Linked DNA regions of Homo sapiens: region 2 is linked to region 1. Evidence: chromatin loops called from intact Hi-C (ENCODE). Cell type or tissue: chondrocyte. All regions are shown on one strand.

Region 1 (2,500 bases):
GGATCACCTGAGGTCAGGAGTTCGAGACCAGCCTGGCCAACATGGAGAAACCCTGTCTCTACTAAAAACAGAAAAATTAGCCAGGCATGGTGGCGGTGCCTGTAATCCCAGCTACTAGAGAGGCCAAGACAGGATAATCACTTGGACCCAGGCGGCAGAGGCTGCAGTGAGCCGAGATCCCGCCACTGCACTCCAGCCTGGGTGACAGAGAGAGACTGTATCCAAAAAAAAAAAAAAAAGATAACAAAATGGAATTTTTCCTTACAACAACAACAAAACCTGGTAACAGAATTTATAAGAATTCCACAAGATTGCAAGGGCCTAAATGACCCGGTTGGAAACTGGAGAGTGGAATAACTAGGAACTACTGGATTAAAACCGAGGGAATCTCCTGTCACTGAGAAACCATTACGCAGACTTCCATCCAGGTGGCTAAAGCCACAGATCTCCCACCCTGAGAACTTGCCAATACTACTACTATTCTGATTACTTCAACATGAGTAGGACTATCCAAACCTCCAGCAGCTCTTGCTTTGTTTTTGTTTATTCCATCATATATAAATAGTTCACAGCATAACTGCCTTATACAATACATAAAAAGTGAAAACTACTCCTTCCAACGCCCATCCCTTATCCAAATGATTCCAGTTCTTTCTCTTCAAAAGAAAGGAGTAACTGGCAACCAGAAGCCTCATAACTGAACTCTTCCAATCAGGAAGACAATGCGAAATCTGCTGCAGCCAAAGAATGTCTACTGCTCCTTGAGACACTGTCACAAGAGATGGAAAGCTACACCATGGCAAGGTCTGGGCAGACAAGGAAACAGGTCTGGGGTACCGCATCCTCCCCCACCCCCAAAACTTCTTTAGACCTATACGCAAAAACTTGGCGTGCTCATCCCTACTTGCAACCTGACAATTTACAACCTGGCACACCTTCTAATTAGGAACTAGTTCTAGCCTTTTATAGCCGAAATATTAAACTGCTTCTCACGATAAATCAGGCACTGGCGCCTGCTACTGAGAATCCCCTGTGCATCAAACCTCCAGTTTCACTACTGAGATGGGCCAGTGACCAGGCTCCTCTACCGTACAGAGGGGAGGAGCCCACCCTGCTCTGCTAGAGTGGAACTGCAAACAGAGGACAGGAGCAAGGTATGGAGCGCAGAGGCGTGAACAGCGTCCAAGCAGGGCTGGGCTCATCGCACCGGCGGGCGACAGACAGCGGCGGGCACGCGGGAGCCGGGGTGCAGGCTGCAAAGCGGGGTCCCTCGGCTGCAGAAGCCGCCCCCGTGTGTCGCCCCACAGCTGCGCACGCGTCAGGCAACACACCCCCGCTGCCCGTCGCGGCTCTGCGCTAAAGCCCTCCCGGGACAGCCGCACACGCCCCTCGGACCCGGCGGCGCGTACGTACCCAGCAACACGCAGAGCACATCGAGGGCCACGTACGGCAGCCGCGTCTTGTCAAACATGGTCTCTGCCCGGGCTGCCCGGCAAGGGCGATGGACTGAGCTGCGGGACGGCGGCCGAGGCCCTTGATTCTCGAGCCCGGGCCGGGGCTGGCGACGGCCCCGAGCTACGGCCCCTCCCAGCCGGAGGAGGAGAGCAGCCGAGGGCGGGCTGAGACCGGGCGGCGCTCCCACCGCCAGCAATGGCGCCCGGGGCCCTCCCCTCACAGCCCCCGCGAACACTCGGTTAGTGCCGAGGCGCTCGTGTGCCAGCCGCGGCAGCTCTGTAGCCTCAGGACCTCCTCAGCCGGCACGGCCTGCCCCGGTTGCTCCCCGTCCGGATCCCGGCGCTCTCTCCCACAGGCGGGGCGTCCAGACTCTCGCTTTAAGGATGGGGACCGGCAGGGAGGAGGAACGCGGGGTCCAGCCCCTCCCGCTGAGCAGCGCAGGACCGGGCAGCGCGCGGGTTCGCGGGCGGGGGGAGTGCAGCAGGGGCGGGGCCAGGGAAACCCCAGGCCGCGGCGGTCAGCCAATCAGCGCCGTCGGCCTCATCCCTCCCGACCTGCGGCATCCGCCCAGAAGTGCGGCTCTCGGCAGCCGGGCGGGGCGTGGGGGCGGCTCCCGTTCCGATCCAGGGGGCTTTGCTCTGGACCGCAATTGCTCAGGTGGTCTCCGAACTCGGCCTCGGTACCCCCACTAGGCATTGCTGCTTTCAGAGAGCTAGGCTCCCTACCCAACGATCCTAGAGCACCGGCTGCCTGCCACTCCCCACCCCTTCCATGGGGATGAGGTAATAAACAGGTCAGATTGTTACCACTGAGTTTAAGGGGGGAAAAGAGGTCAGAGTAGGCAGGAACAGAGACGCTCTCCTTTAGTTTGGTACCTCTGAGCCCTTTCTCACTTAGGCCTCAACGTTGACCTCCCTGTGTCCTGGCTGAGCCCAAATGTTAGCAAGAAGCATGCTAAATCATCCATCCTCGATACCTGATCACCGTTGAATTCTTGATATTTAATATCGGATTAGATTCCTTATATTACACCTTTGTTGTAGAA
Region 2 (2,500 bases), 360 kb before region 1:
GGTAGTTGTGGCTGCTGACTTGACCCAAGCAGCCAGCTAACAATACACTGCCTACCTGATTCAGGTCACTGCCGATTCTCGTGGCCCAGGCAGTCACTGAGGCTAAATTTGTAACATGAAACATAGTGGCAGAACTCTAATCTTAATAGTCACATTAAAGAAAACTTATACACAAAATGTATTACTTCAAGACTATAAGAAATAAAATCAATATTTGCTTGAATCTAGTCAAAAACATAAAAGTTAAACAAAAACTTTAAAACTTTCAGAATACTTACATTTAGGTTTTCCAAATTAAATGCTTGGATAAAAATATGTTCTACAGTACAAATGAATTTTAAAAGTTACTTAACTGTAGGCTGGGCGCAGTGGCTTATGCCTGTAATGCCAGCACTTTGGGAGGCCAAGGTTGGCTGATCCCCTAAGGTCACAAGTTCAAGACCAGCCTGGCCAACATGGTGAAACCCCGTCTCTATTAAAAATACAAAAATTAGCCCAGCGTGGTGGTGCTGCCTGTAATCCCAGCTACTCAGGAGGCTGAGACATGAGAATCACTTGAACCCGGGAGCTGGAGTTTGCAGTGAGCCGAGATTGCACCACTGCACTCCAACCTGGGCAACAAAGTGAGACTCTGTCTCAAAAAAATAAATAAAAAGTTACTTAACTATAGCTTTTCAAATCACTTCTGTTTACTGATCCAAAGACTACTTGTCTGTATTAGACAGTAAAATATCTAGGAGTCGTGATAATACATAAGCTGTGCACGACACAAAACTGCAGCAGTGTTTGGGGGAAAAAATCAACATTAAAGTATTTAAGAAATGTAAGGGCTTAAATGCAATTAGTTTTCTCCTACTAGAAATGACATTAGTAATCGAGTTCTGAAAATGCAATTATGTATTCAATATAGGATGTTACCACTTGAATACTGAATTTTTTTTTTTAAGAGGCAGGGTCTGGCTCTGTCCTCCAGGCTGGAGTGCAGTTGTGCAATCATAGCTCACTGCAGCCTTGAACGCCTGGGCTCAAGCAATCCTCCTGCCTCAGGCTCCCAAGTAGCTGGGACTACAGGCACATGTCATCATGCCCAGCTAATTTTTGCAGTTTTTTTATAAAGACAAGGTCTCCCTGTGTTGTCCAGGCTGGTCTTGAAGTCTTGGCCTCAAGTGATCCTCCTGCCTCAGCATCCCAAAGTGCCGGGATTACAGGCATGAGCCACAGTGCCTAGTTGCAAAATTTATATAAGATCTAGAAAAATCTATTAAAATGGTGGTGGATTTGGAACTAGAATCTCTGCGTACAGGTCAAAGGAAGATGAACTATTGAGCCTAGAGAGAAGCATGGTAAATGGTGACAGAGATTTAAAGCAGATGAAGGCTCTTTATGAAACACGTTTATAAAACCATTTAAATTTGTTTCCTTTTACACTGATTACAGGAGACACTAAAGACCTTTGGGTTTGGTCTTTCAAGGAGAACAGGTACTACATTGGATCAACTTTAAATTGCTCACGTTAAGAACCATGGTTTATGCCACTTCTCCACATTGTCCACAAGATGGCACCATTTCCATTTCTTTGGGGGGCGTGCTTCTGAATGCAACAGAGAGGAGTGCAACTAGCAACTGTTAAAATCATTAACAGCCGCTAGCAATACACTGCCTACCTGACACATCCCAGCTTTATCCTTTGCTGTGGAGGCAGAAACTAGAAAGTACGATTCAGATGCAAACGATTGCATTATTTGTCTGGGATCTTCAGTTTCATAAAGAAATTTTTTTTAGTATGTAATAAGATACTAAAATTCTCATATTTTCAGACCAGCTCAAACTTCCTACAAATACATTATTTACCAAGAATTCGTTTGTTCAAGATCAGAATTAAAACAGAGAACAAGAACAAGCCCTGGACTCACGTTGGCGGAATCTTGACTTCTCTTCTGCTTCAAGTCTTTGGAGAGCACACGCATGATACTTTCCTTTGAAAACACAGATAACATATTGAGGGAGAAACTATTTAGGAAAATCATAATTTCAGGTGTGGAATTTTTCTAGATCTTGTGCTTGTCAGATTACACTTTTTTTTTTTTTTTTTTTTTTTTTTGGCAACTAGGCACCTTCAGAATATAACTAAATTACATCACTCAAATTTACGACCAGGGCTTAGAGTTTCGTACCACCTCTTGGTCCTAAACAGATATTATGAACGGGGCCTTCGGCCCCGCATTAGAGAGTTAGGGAGAATGCAGAAAAGGGTGTTACTCACCCACAGCATCTCCTCTTCCGTGCGGACCCTCCGAGGCGCGGTGCGCTCCAGTTTCCACTCCATCTCCGGCTGACTTCGCCCTGCCTGGCGTTTGGCCTCTCTGCTCGACTGCCTCTGGTTTTCTTCCCAGGTCTAAGTCAGTCTTGACGCCTAATCGTCAAACCCCTGGAGTCCCGTCCCCCAGGACCATTCTATTTCACCACCTCCCTCCAGGTCCCCCACTCCTCCCACCGCCGC

The links. A loop is a pair of places that touch in the nucleus more often than their neighbours do. Peaks named below come from ENCODE experiments on the same cell type or tissue, not always from the same donor. Only the 100,000 strongest peaks of a DNase experiment are listed, where the experiment ranks them.
Region 2: it touches region 1 in a loop (5-fold over the local background); 9 of 110 quality-filtered maps call a loop at or near these places.

The regions. Positions count from the first base shown.
Region 1 is chr5:55,533,159-55,535,658 of GRCh38, forward strand. It overlaps PLPP1 (phospholipid phosphatase 1), which reads right to left and starts at 1,806. Exons shown (of 6, transcript NM_003711.4): 1 at 1,414-1,806. The coding sequence starts at 1,471. It also overlaps the pseudogene RNF138P1. RefSeq lists a silencer at 1,389-2,028 and an enhancer at 2,259-2,328. In chondrocyte, CTCF peaks have their summits at 1,303 and 2,186; DNase peaks (open chromatin) are centred at 1,204, 1,603 and 1,723.
Region 2 is chr5:55,170,675-55,173,174 of GRCh38, forward strand. It overlaps CDC20B (cell division cycle 20B), which reads right to left. Exons shown (of 12, transcript NM_001170402.1): 1 at 2,264-2,500; 2 at 1,914-1,976. The coding sequence starts at 2,326. MIR449B (microRNA 449b) reads right to left here and starts at 68; the gene lies at 1-68. It overlaps MIR449C (microRNA 449c), which reads right to left and starts at 1,679; the gene lies at 1,588-1,679. RefSeq lists a silencer at 2,227-2,500. In chondrocyte, a CTCF peak has its summit at 1,558 (motif pointing right); a DNase peak (open chromatin) is centred at 2,339.